2 separate regions of the Homo sapiens genome follow, and region 1 is linked to region 2. Evidence: chromatin loops called from intact Hi-C (ENCODE). Cell type or tissue: mammary epithelial cell. All regions are shown on one strand. Each heading gives the region's core, and the rest is flanking DNA. Links, peaks and the distances in the headings are about the cores only.

What was found. Hi-C counts contacts between places; a loop is a spot of excess contacts. Peaks named below come from ENCODE experiments on the same cell type or tissue, not always from the same donor. Only the 100,000 strongest peaks of a DNase experiment are listed, where the experiment ranks them.
Region 1: a loop joins it to region 2, with 23 times the contacts of the local background. A loop is called at or near these places in 11 of 110 quality-filtered maps.

The regions. Positions count from the first base shown.
Region 1 is chr14:69,359,472-69,367,771 of GRCh38, reverse strand. It overlaps a transcript of GALNT16 not described here. Among named protein-coding and RNA genes, the nearest start is that of ERH, 35 kb to the left of the region's middle. RefSeq lists an enhancer at 6,746-6,825. In mammary epithelial cell, for the core only: no CTCF peak of the experiment used is centred there; no DNase peak of the experiment used is centred there.
Region 2 is chr14:69,127,045-69,132,044 of GRCh38, reverse strand. The region is part of intron 1 of DCAF5 (DDB1 and CUL4 associated factor 5); the gene reads left to right. Among named protein-coding and RNA genes, the nearest start is that of DCAF5, 24 kb to the left of the region's middle. In mammary epithelial cell, for the core only: a CTCF peak has its summit at 2,593 (motif pointing left); a DNase peak (open chromatin) is centred at 2,584; H3K27ac peaks cover 719 bases.

The DNA of each region.
Region 1 (8,300 bases), core at 1,485-6,484, 230 kb before region 2:
AGCAGTTCCCCCCCACCCTGCCCCATCTCCACTTCCCAAAGCGCTAGGATTATAAGTGTGAGCTGCCATGCCTGGCCTTCCTGTATGGAATTCTTTTTCTTTTTTCTTTTTCTTTTTTTTTTTTTTTGCCTTGCACAGCCCCTGCTTGGAATTCTTGAAGCTCTCTATCACTCTTAGTTTGTTCATGCTGTTACAACGAAGTACCATAGACTGGGTGGCTTATAAACAACAGAAATGTATTGCTCCAGATCCGCAGGCTGTAAGTCCAAGATCAGGTGCCAGGATGGTTAGGTGCTGGTGAGGGGAGTCTTCCAGGTTGCAGGTTGCAGATGGCCACCTTCTTGTTGTACCCTCACATGGAGGAGAGTTCTCTAGGGTGTCTTTTATAAGGGTATTAATCCCATTCATGAGGGCTGCCACCCTCACGACTTAATCACCTCCCAAGAGCCCCCACTTTCTAATACCATCACTTTGGGGGTTAGGTTTCAACATATGAGTTTGCGGGGGTGGAGCACAAACATTCAGTCCATTGCACATTCTTAAAATAAAATCCAAATTTCTTAGCTTACCGCCCAAGGCCCTTCATGATCAGCACCTGCCTACCTGTCAAAACTCAGCCCCCAAAAATCCGCCTCCCTGTTCCCTGTACGGACCACACTTCTTGCGATTCCACAAGTACACCCCACAATCTCTCCATGCCTCTTATACCTTCTTCCTTTTAGGGGTACATCTCATTCCTCAAGGCTCATACACTTTAACCCTTAATCATAGGTTAAGGCTCCATTCAGGCGTCACCACCTCCAGGAAGCCTTCCATGATAACCTAATCCCTCCACCCCAGCATGTTCTGACATGGCTTATATTGCACTGTGTGGGACTGTTGGTGTGATTGTCTACTTCCCTCAATCATCTCTGCTCTTTGAAGAGTGAACTACATATTTCACATTGGAATCCCCAGTGCCTTCTAAATCATAGGTTCTCAACATATGTTTGTGATTCATTAATCAATTAGCTAGTTAGTTGATTTTTGGTATCAGGGAATTACTCTCACTTGTGTATGCCTATTCATACTGGTTCCATTATAAAGGAGTATGAGGCAGGGAGGGAGGTCAGCTTTCATTTTTATTAACTAAGGTTCATAAACAAATTAAGTACACATGACCCTTGATCCATGATACCCTCAGAGAGTTTTACAGCAAAAACTAGAAGCTAATTTAGTTGTAGTTATGAAGGAAATCATCAGGGTTTTATGAGAGAGAATAATATTTTGAGCTGCTTGAACATGGATGAGCAGAGGGCCCTGTAAGGGCTGACATTTAAGCTGAGACCTGAAAGATGAGAAGGAGCCCCTCAGGCAGAGTCGGGGAAGCACGCAGAGGATCTGCTGTGGGAAGGTGCTAAGCAGAGAATAACTTGGTGCCTTCGAAGGATTCAGAGAAGACTGGCACAGTGAATGAGAGGGCAACTGGATAGGTAGGGAGGGGGCCATCATGGATTGAGGTGGGGGATAGCCAAGGGACTGGAGCTTACTACATGGGAAACCCCCATGGGCATGCATCCACTCTACCCATGCTGCTCATTCATTCATGTCATTCATTCATTCCTCTGTGAAATCTTACATCACTACTTTCTCTGCCCAGAAAGCTCTTCCCCAATCTTTCTGACTCCTATCACCCAAGTCTTGCATCAAATGCCAACTGATGCCCCATCTGAAGTTAGCCCTTACCCCTCCACACCATCTTCCTAGTGACTTTCCGTTGTCCCGTTTTATTTGTACATAACACCTATTACTATCTTGGAATAAACTTGTGCATTTTTTGGTTTACTTGTTTCTCTGTCCCTCTAGACTATATGTGCTATGGGGTCAGGGACCTTACGTATGTTGTCTACTGCTGTGTCGCCTGTGCCTAAACCCTGCTTGGTATGTAGTAATGATAAGTATTTATTGCATTATTTCATTCAAATAGCCAGCAGTGTTTTCTTTTTTTTCTTTTAAGCTCAGGGGTACATGTGCAGGATGTGCAGGGTTGTTACATAGGTGAACGTGTGCCATGCTGGTTTGCTGCACAGATCATCCCATCACCTAGGTATTAAGCCCAGCATCCATTGACTATTCTTCCTGATGCTCTCCCTCCTGTCCCTGAGCCCTCCAACAGGCTGCAGAGTGTGTTGTTCCCCACCAATGTGTCCATGTGTTCTCATCATTCAGTTCCACTTGTAAGTGAGAACTTGTGGTATTTGGTTTTCTGTTCCTGCATTAGTTTGCTGAGAATAATGACCTCCAGCTCGATCCATGTCCCTGCAAAGGACATGATCTCGTTCCTTTGTATCAATTAGCCAGTAGCTTTTACTGTCTACCATGTGCCAGACCCAATGCCAGGTACCAAGACAAAATAGACATACATTCCACCCAGAGCTCTGAGCTTAAAAGGGCCCCACACTTGGTTCAATACTCCACTGTCATCGTTTGAAATTATTAATTATTTATGAATTAGATGACCCATATTTTCATTTTTCACTAAAGCCTCCAAATTATGTAGCTGATCCTACCCCCACTTTAACTCCAGAAAGCTCCTAGCACATTCACATTTGGAAACAGTTTAGGGACAAGTCAGTAGACTTGGCATACTATTGTTAATAATTTTAATAGAATTGCCTAATATATTTAAGGGGACATAAAGAGTAAGTGGTTTACAGAAACAGCATAGATTAAGACTCAATTCTGGGAATCAGACATCGTTGGATTCCAGGCTCTGCCATTCCTAGCTGTGTGACTTTGAGAGACTCACACAACATCTCTGAACCTTGATTTCCTCATTATAAATGGATATCATAATAGTGTCTACCCTGAAGAGCTGGCTGGGTAATTAAATGAAATAATACTTAAAACACTTAGGTCAGGTTCTGGGCATCCTGAAAAGCGGGTTCCATCACTCAGCCACCTGCTCCCCTTCCTTTGGCTCCTTCCACCCTCCTGCCCACTCCTGGGGTGGGAAATCTGGGTCAATGTGAGTGGCTCCTAAGCAAGAAGAATATTGAAGAGAAAAAGCAAGGAATTATGACCTTCAGGGAAGCAATAACATTTTGCTTAAAAATTGCTTGAGCAAAGAATTTGTAGATATTTGCAATTTGTATGCAAATACAGACTCCTATATCCTGAGCTGAGACATGGCCCTGGGCAAAAGCTTGAAGAAGACGACTGTTGGACCACAGAGAAGCCTGCATCAGTTTCTCTTTGCTGCCAGTTTAAATGAAAACCTTAGATAATTTCAAAGCTGCAGTTTCCACTGCCTTAGCCTTTCAACAAATCCATTAGTATGGAAGGCAGTTTTCTAACAAGGTAGATGCATCCCCATCTGTATGTACCGCATCATCTCTGCTGTATAATCTTTGTTCTCACATTCATTGTCTGTTTAATCAAGCACTGATTTGGCATCCACTTGCAAATGCTGTGTCTCCTATGCCTGATGAAAAAGAATTTTCAGTGGGTCAAACCTCACCTAATTTCATGAAAATGCAAGTCAACAGCCAAATTAAAAGAGGAAGCCGAGAACAAACTGACAAAGAACAATCCCCCAAGACTCTCAGAACTGATGGAGAACAGTAGTTTTATTGTACTCATCGCCACTTGTTCATTCATTCAAGAAACACTTACTGCAAGCACCCACCATGCACGGGGTACTATACTAGGTGCAATAGACAAGTCTTTGTCTTCATGTAGTCTGCAATCCAATTGGAGTACAGAAGAGCACAGGCCATTCCAATGCAACCCTGATTCAAGGTAAAAGCGGGGAAGTACAGGCACTCAGGGAACCTCTAGTGGGGGCCAGTCACCCAGTGGCTAGGGATAGGGGTGGAGAATCTCAAGGAAGCTCCTGGCATTCTTGCCCTTGGATTGCATCCATTTGTCCAATCCATCCCTGACAGGATTCCTCTATCTGCAAGGTTAACAAGATCGGCATGCATCTGCCTTGAATGCGTGCCCCCTTTTAGAGCCCAGGAACCAGGGTTAGGACTGGGGTTAGAGTCAGTGCCTTCTAGGAGAGGCTCATCTTGCCTCAACAGAGCCTCATTCCATTCATTCATTCATTCATTAGCACACACTTACTGACCACTTCTGTACCAAGCTCTGGCAATCCAGCCGTGAGCAGGACAAATACTTCTTCCTCAAGGAACTGGGGCAGTTTTTTGGGCACCATGCCTCTTTTTCTTTTATTTACTTCAGCTCATTGACAAATGTTATTTAAATCTCACAGCACCCCTAAGAAGTAGTTATTATTATCCCTGCTTTGCTGGTGAGGGGACCGAGTTTCAGAAAGTTCAAGTAACTAGCTGCAGGTTGCCCAGCTAGGAAGGGAAAGGCTTCAACTCTAGGTTAGACTCCCAGCCTCTTCTCTTTCTCCTCTGCTGGGCAGACCGAATCCTGGGCTGGGAAGGGGCCTTCCGACAGCAGCTTTCTCTGTGTTGTTGATAATATCTGTGGGTCCTTCTCGGCAGCGTGACTGCCATCCTCCCTCAGGCCTGGTGATGGCAGCAAGGCCATGCGTGCTCTACGGCCCCCACAAGCAGAGGGCACTGGCCGAGGACTGTCTCCGCAGCCTGCATCTTCCCTGCTCCAGGGAACCTAAGTCATGTCAGACAGGGATGCAGACAACGGTGGGACAGCTGTGCTCTGAAGACCCCAAACAGAACCACTCTTCCTGCCTCATAACCTTCCCTCCCGGTCCAATATTCTGATGGTTTTCAAAGCCTTGTTGAAACATCAAGTCCCCTGCTGAACTCACTTTGCTTTCTTCACAAGGTAAAGCAAGTGTCATGAAGCAAGGTTTCAAAGCCAGACCAGCAGTCTTCCACTCAGGAACGAAGTAGGTGCTGGGACTCCCCAGCCTCCTCTCTCTGGTCAACTTCCCACCATTTCAGGCCACCATGTCTGAGCTGCAAAGTCTTGCCCTGGTGGCTGGAGACAGTCCTGACCAGCTGGAAAATTCAAAGCTTTAGAGTCTAGCAGCTCTGGCCTGCCCAGGGTCGCATAAACGTATCCTGAGGATTCCCAGACTGCTGTTTCCACTTTACAAGACCTGATGACAGACATTTTCCCATTTGATCTGCTCCCACATCATACCCATTTTTCAGTTGAGAACAGTGAGGCTCAGGATGCCTAAGCAGCTGGCTAAAAGTCTCCCAGCTCAGAAATAGCTGGGCCAGAGCTACAGCAATTGTTCTCTTATTGTGAGGCTGAACTCTCCTCTCTATCCCTGCAGTCCAACACAGAAAACCAGCCAAGAAATAACTGAGATGGACACATTTGGTTATAATAATTTTAAATAAGCCTCACTGCTTAATGAGCATGCAGAGATCCAGGCACCTGGTGGAAGCTGTGGGGCTCCACAAAGCACCCTGGAGCCTCCACCTCAAGTGGACAAAGCCACAAGGCAGAGTACACACGGGTCTGAACAAGCTCAAAACGAATGTCTGAGGACAAATAAGGCAGAGCAGAGAACCCTGAGGCCGGGAGGACATTGGGAACAAATACCCCTGGCCAGGAGGCAGGGAGAAAACAGGCCATGCTGGACATAGCCCTGGGCCCTCAGGCCAGCTCAGTCAGGGGTCTCACCCTCCCGAGCCCCAGAGAAGATGCCTGGCCCCAAGGCAGACCATTCGCAATCGCCTCCAGAGCTACATCACGGGACATTGTATTCTTGGATCTACCATGTCCTGTGCTCCCAATTTCCTGCCCTGTGACTTTATTATTTATTTATTTATTTTGAGATGGAGTCTCATTCTGTCACCCAGGCTGGAGTGCAGTGGCGTGATTTCGGCTTACTGCAGTCTCCGCCTCCCAGGTTCAAGCATTTTTCCTGCCTCAGCCTCCTGAGGAGCTGGGATTATAGGCATGCGCCACCACACCTGGCTAATTATTGTTTTTTTAGTAGAGACGGAGTTTCGCCATCCATGCCAGGCTGGTCTTGAACTCCTGACCTCAGGTGATCCACCTGCCTCGGCCTCCCAAAGTGCTGGGATTACAGGTGTGAGCCACCGCACTGGGCCCCCTGTGACTTTAGGTGCTTTAGCCTCTCATCCTGTTTCTACATCTGCAAAATGATGATTGTGGAACCAACGTTGGCTCATCCTACCTCCATTCTAAGAATCAGCCATGTAAGGATACGGGATGTGGGGACAAAAGCTCTCAGCCTGTTAGAGCTTTGCACAGGGCCTCAGTGTCCTCAAGTGCAACATGGGGATAACAGTACAAACATGTCAGTGTTCTATGAATATACAGACTGATGGGTGAAAGGCAATAAGGAGCAGCAAGGAGCATGGACCCTGGATCAGACTTCATGATTTTAAATCCTGGCCCTCCATCCTGCCAGCTGGGTAATCTTGGGCAGATATGTTAACTTCTCTGGGCTTTGATATCTAGTTTGTAAATGGGGTGGTATTGAAAATACCTACCTGATAGAGTTGTAAAGATCAAAGAAGATAAAATGTGTGTCTCAGTGTTTGGTCAGTGACTGACAGGACCAGTTATAAATGTCATTGAATGGAGTACTCATAGAAAGGGCTTTGCCATGTAACTCACGGTAAAATGTATGCCTGTCCTGCAGGCTGGAGGATGCAGCACTGATTCCTTGATTAATAGATCTTCTGAGGCAGAAGCTCTTCTAGAATGAAGTCAACCATATGTGGCTGGTATTGGGGAAGAAACTCATAAATCATGCAAAGCGAGGCTGGCATGTGGCAGCTGGTTCAGTGGCAACCCTCAGCCCAGCCCAGTGCCCACTCTCCCTCCGCCTCAGAGTGATCCATCACTGCCCAGAGCTCTGTGGCAGGCAGCTTGCTTAGCAGGGGCAGGGCCCGCAGCACCCAGCTCTCTGAGCCTTCTGCACCACGTGGTGACACGTGGCCCCGTCAGGGGACCAGAACCCATCTCAGTCACCAGAACAGTGGCTCTCAAACCTGAGCATGCATCAGAATCCCCAAGAGGCTTGTTAAACTCAGAGGGCTGGCCCCACCCCCAGAGTTTCTGATTCAGTAGGTCTGAGTGGGGCCCAAGGGTTTGCATTTCTTCATTTCTTTTCTTTTCTTTTTTCTTTCCTTTTTTTTCTTCTATTCTTCTCTCCTCTCCTCTCTTCTCTTTTCTTCTCCTTCTTCTTCTTCTTTTTTTTTTAGACAGTCTCACTCTGTCTCCCAGGCTCAGCTCACTGCAACCTCCACCTCCTGGGTTCAAGGGATTCTCCTGCCTCGGCCTCCCAGATAGCTGGGACTACAGGCACTGGGCATCATGCCCAGCTCATTTTTGTATTTTTAGTAGAGATGTGGTTTCACCATGTTGGCCAGGCTGGTCTCGAACTCCTGGCCTCAAGTGATCCACCTGTCTCAGTCTCCTAATCGGCCTCTTCTTTTTTTTTTTTTCTTTTTGAGATAGGGTCTCGCTCTGTTGCCCAGGCTGGAAGTGCAGTGCTGCAATCATAACTCACTGCAGCCTCAACCTCCTGGGATCAAGTGATCCTCCCGCCTCAGCCTTCTGAGTAGCTGGGACTACAGGCATGCACCACCACACCTGGCTAATTTTTAAATTTATAGTATAGATGAGGTCTCACTATTTTGCCCAGGCTGGTTTCAAACTCCTGAGTTCAAGTGGTCCTCCTACCTTAGCCTCCCAAAGTGCTGGGATTCTAGGCAGGAATCGCTGTGCCTGGCCAAGAGTTTGCATTTCTTTTTTTCTTTATTTTATTTTATTTTATTTTTGAGACAGAGTCCCACTCCGTCGCCAGGCTGGAGTGCAATGACACAATCTCGGCTCACTGCAACCTCTGCCTCCTGGGTTCAAGTGATTCTCCTGCCTCAGCCTCCCGAGTAGCTGGGACTACAGGCGTGTGCCACCCGCCTGGATAATTTTTTGTATTTTTAGTAGAGATGGGGTTTCACCACATTAGCCAGGATGGTCTCGATCTCCTGACCTTGTGATTGCCCACCGCGGCCTCCCAAAGTGCTGGAATTCCAGGCGTGAGCCACCGCGTCTGGCCCAGAGTTTACATTTCTAATAAGTTCCCAGCTGAAGGGGCTGGTCTGTGGGACCATTGACACATGCTCCTGTGAGAGTGAGTTTAAACCTAGCTGTTTATCCTTGGGCAAATTTCTTCTCTCAACTGAGCCTCCCCTCCTCATCCATAAAGTGAGTGTATGAGAACCTACCTCATTGGAGTGCATATGGTAGCCTTACTAAGATTCTGGGTACCCAGAAAGTGCTCAATCTGTGTCAGTCCTCAGCATCACCAACACATTGCTGTTGAGACAACT
Region 2 (5,000 bases), core at 1-5,000:
AGTGGATGAATAGATAAACAAAATGTAGTCTATACATACAATGAAATAGTATTATTCAGCCTTAAAAAGAAATGAAATTGACACACACTACAACATGGATGAACCTTGAAGACACTGTGCCAAGTGAATGGTGTCTAGGGGGAGAATGGCAGTTGTCAGTGGGAAGGGGTAGTTCTGGAGATAAAATGTGGTGATGGTTGCACAACGATATGAAAATGTGAATGTAGTTAATGCCACAAAACTCTATACTTGAAAATAGATAAAATCATTAAAAAAAAAAAAAAAGCCTGGAAAGTGCTTTTCTTCCTTGTGTAAAGCTCCAGAACATTCCTCATTTGGAATGCTAGGTGCTGTTCTGTCCTCTGCATGTTGGTAGAATGGATACAACTTAGTTTTAGGCTCCAGGCCAAGCTCTTTGGATTATTAGCAAGTCATTTTACCTCTCTGATACGTGTCTAGAAAAAGGGCCTACATAATCCTTACCTCACAAGTGACAATAAAATGAGATATGTAAGTGATTGAATTCCTATACAAATATCAATTATTTTCAACTTTGGAAAAATAACAAAACAGACTTATTTTCCATCCACTGACGTAGCTGGGCTGTGTGTCACACAGACTGTGCCTCTGTAATGCGCTGCAGTTTCTTGGAGCTTAGGAGAGGTATGGTTAACACAAAAGGAGGTTTGGTCTTACACAGTACACTCACTGAAGAGGAATAAATGGGCTGAGAAGAAAGCCAGGCTGAATGATTTTCCTTTAGGCTTCACAGTTAAAAAAAAAGAAAAGAAAAGAAAACACTTTAGCAATATGAAAGGGTATTAAGTAAAATTGCTATCTGCAAGAGATGACCTCTGCTAACCATTTTGCATCTGTCTTTGTATGTATAAATTTGTGTATGTTTTTGTGTAATTGTATCATACTATTCATATTCTTAATGCTACCTAAAACAAGGTTTGAAAGATTAGGACAAGTTCATGGATGATACTTTACGGACACAAGGACAATTTGAGAGCTGTGTGCACCTAATATATATCACACTGGGCTAAGTGCTTTTACAAACATTATCTCACCACACACAACAAACCTGGGAAATAGTTGGTATTTTCTCCATTTTACAATAAAAAAATTAGGGTAGAGGAGTAGAGTAACCAGGACACATGAATGGCGAAACCAAGATTTGAATCAAGTCCTTTTATTCCAGAGCTTGCACTTCCTGTACCCTTCTATAGCACCATCTTTGCTGCCTCTCAAAGATGAAACCCCAAGCTCTGTATCTAATCCCATTGTTACTTGTTAAAAGAATGTTTTGAACAATTAATACAGTCACTAATACGTTATATTTTAGAAATTGTTCCATGTGAGTATAGACAGAGCTGCCTCATGCTTTTATTTATTTAGGCTGCATTGTACATATATAAGTAGTAAACTTTCTTATATTTTTTATTGTGAAATGTATACAACATAAGATTTACCATTTTAACCATTTTTAAGTGTACTTACTGTTCAGTGGTATTAATTACATTCATGTAATTAATACATCACCACATCCATCTTTAGAATTTTTCATCTTGCAAAACAGAAACTACCCATTAAACTATGACTCGCCATTCCTCTTTTCCCCCAGCCCCTGGCCACTGCCATTCTACTTTGTCTCTGATTTGACTATTCCTCATGTAAGTGGAATCATACAATATTTGTCCTTTTATGTCTGGCTTATTTTATTAAACAATAATTTTAACCAGACTTCTGTTGATGGACATTTAAATTATTCTTCTTTGGCTCTTCAAACAATGATAAGTTCCAGGAATATTCGACCCAGAATTTCAGACTGCTTTCTCAGTCCTGTGCTTGGCTGGCTTTTGAGGAAACCCAAAGCAAATCCTTACCTCAGCTTTTCTGAGCAATAAAATAAGAAGAATGTTAAATAATTACTTTGTTATAGTGTGTTGTAAGGGCTTGCTTAGTTTCTGCTTATAGCTCGGGACCCTTTGGGAAAGGGTACTCTTTAAGTATAAAGGTTTTCTGTAACTACAAAGCTGCTGCCACAATGTGATTATAGTACATTTTTTGATGAATTAGTGATTTTAGTGCAGAATGAAACCAACCCAAAAAACCAAAACCAGAGTATGTAGTTGTATTTTCTTGGGGTTCTCAGATGAGTTGAAGGTAAGCAATTGTTTGTGAGGAAACCAGGCTTAGAAGGCCTGGCCTCTGCTTGTCTTTGCCTGGCACTGGCACTGAGAAGAAAGGCCTAGCCTTCCCGAGAAGTCCCTGTGCTCCACCTCCGGTGCCCCAGAGAGGCTGGGGCTAGGGTCCCTCTCCTGAGGCTGACCCCATTCTCATCCAACTGCCAGGCCCATGGGGCTGGCTTAAATGGTCTGAAATGATCCTAAATATTCTTCACTTGGATTATTTGCAGGTCAGTCTCTCTCTGTGGAACTAAACAATAAATCTCTGCCTTTCTGAACTGACTAGGAGATTAAGGGAGACAATTGTAGAGCTGCTTTTGCGTCTGAACTGACTTTCCCTTGCTTCACCAGCCCTCGTTTGCTTTGTTGAATCAGAGGCTTGGGCACAGCTGTTTAGCGCCCTCTGCTGGGTGAAAAGCAGCCTAACGGTTTTACATTATGCCTCAATTTGTACTGGTTGTTTTTCTGCCAACGCATACTTGAAGATTGCCTTTGCATAGGGCTCTTAATACCTTGCCTAAAGGAATGAGGGGTTGAGTGGAGTAAGGGGGTGTGTTTAGCTTACATCTTCTGATGCTAACCTTGAGGGCAAAGTCAAGAGGCAGGCCCCATCACAGCGATGATTTTTGCCTCAGTGATTCCAATCTCCCATGGATTGGGCTGTCATCATCATGTTAGTTACTAAGGACACATCATTTAAAACGATCCCAAGGCATTTAACAAATAGCCATGAATTTTGAATTACTGAGTACTAGGCAAAATGAAATCATCCTATAAATGCCTAGAATGAACATTAAAGATTATTTCTGTCTGGGTAATGGAGGGAGACCTTAGGCTGAGAATGGTTATGAGTTGGGCACAAAGGTATAGATATTCTGGTTTCTTTTTTTTTCTTTTAGTAGAGACAAAGTCTCACTATGTTGCCCAGGCTGGTCTCCAACTCCTGAGTTCAAGTGATCCTCCCACCTCGACCTTTCAAAGTACTGGGATTACGGATCCTCCCACCTCGACCTCCCTAAGTGCTGGCATGAGCCACTGGGCCTGGCAGATATTCTGTTTTTGGTTTTTTTGTTGTTGTTTGTTTTGAGATGGAGTCTTGCTCTGTTACCCAGGCTGGAGTGCTGTGGCACGATCTCTGCTCACTGCAACCTCCGCCTCCAGGGTTCAAGTGATTCTCCTGCCTCATCCTCCCCAGTAGCTGGGACTACAGGCGCACAATATTCTGTTTTTACTTAAGCTGCTTCAATTCAGGAGAGACTGTGCTGTAGGTCTTAGTGAGCCATGAGTATCCCAGCCCATCCTGCAGTCTTGTTTTTTTTCTTTTTCTATCATGAACATTAAACATAATCCAAAACTCTTTATTATGGAAATATTCAGCCAGGCTCACGCCTGTAATCCCAGCACTTTGGGAGGCCAAGGCGGGCAGATCACTTGAAGTCAGGAGTTGGAGACCAGCCTGGGCAACATGGTGAAATCCTGTCTCTAAAAAAATACAAAAATTAGCTGGGTGTGGTGGTGCTTGCCTGTAGTCCCAGCTACCCATGGAGCCGAGGCAGGATAATCAGTTGAACCTGGGAGGTGGAGGCTGCAGTGAGCTGAGATCATGCCACTGCACTCCGGCCTGGGTGACAGAGTGAGACTCTCAAAAAAAAAAAAAAAGAAGAAGAAAAAATTGTTCAAGCATACACAAAAGTAGAATAGTATAGTGTATGCATCTATAGCAATTGTCCATATTAATCATCTATCCCTCTACTTTTTTTTCTGGAAAGTTTTAAAGGAAATTCCAGACATACTCCATTTCACCCACTTCAGTATGCACCTCTAATTGATAAGGATTTTTTTCTTTTTTAACATAACCATAATGCCATTATAATACCTAAAAGATGTAACAATACTTCCTTAATATGGGGTATTTAAATGAAGTAGAGAGATACCAATCGGATTTGACAAAATGTTGATGATTTGTTAAATTTACTTCCAATATTATTATTATTACTGGTAGAAGGATTTACTTATGATGTTTTGTTTTTAAGACTTTGTTTTAGAGAAGTTTCAGGTTCACAGCAAAATTAAGAGAAAGGTACAGAGGTTTTCCATGTACCCCTTATTCCCACACCTGCATAGCCTCCTTCATTGTCAACATCTTCCACCAGAGTGGTAAATTTGTTAAAATTGGTAAACATATACTGACACATCATAAACACTCAGAGTCCCAATGTTCAAAAAATGAACCTTAGAGTTCACTTTTGGTATTGTATATTCTATGGGTTTGGACAAATGTAATGACATGTATCCATCATTACAGTATCATACAGAGGATTTTTACTGCCCTAAAAATCTTCTCTGCTCCATATATTCAACCCCTGCCTCCAAACCCTGGCAATTAGTGATCTTTTTGTTGTCTCCATGATTTTGTCTTTTCCAGAGTATCATAGAGTTGAAGTCATACAGTATGTAGCCTTTTCAGATTGGCTTTTTTCATTTGGTAATGTGTACTTAAGGTTTCTCCACGTCTTTTCACTGCTTGATATTTCGTTTCTTTTTATCACTGAAAAAGTTTCTGTTGTCTGGTTGTACTACAGTTGATTTATCCATTTACATACTGAAGGACATCTTGGTTGCTTCTAAGTTTTGGCAATTGTAAATAAAGCTGTTGTAAAATAAATCCATGTACAGGTCTTTGTGTAGATACAAGTTTCAACTCCTTTGGTTAAATACCAAGGAGCATGATTGCTGGATTGCGTGATAAGAGTACGTTTAGTTTTGTATGAAACTGCCAAACTATCTTCAAAGGTGGCTGTACCATTT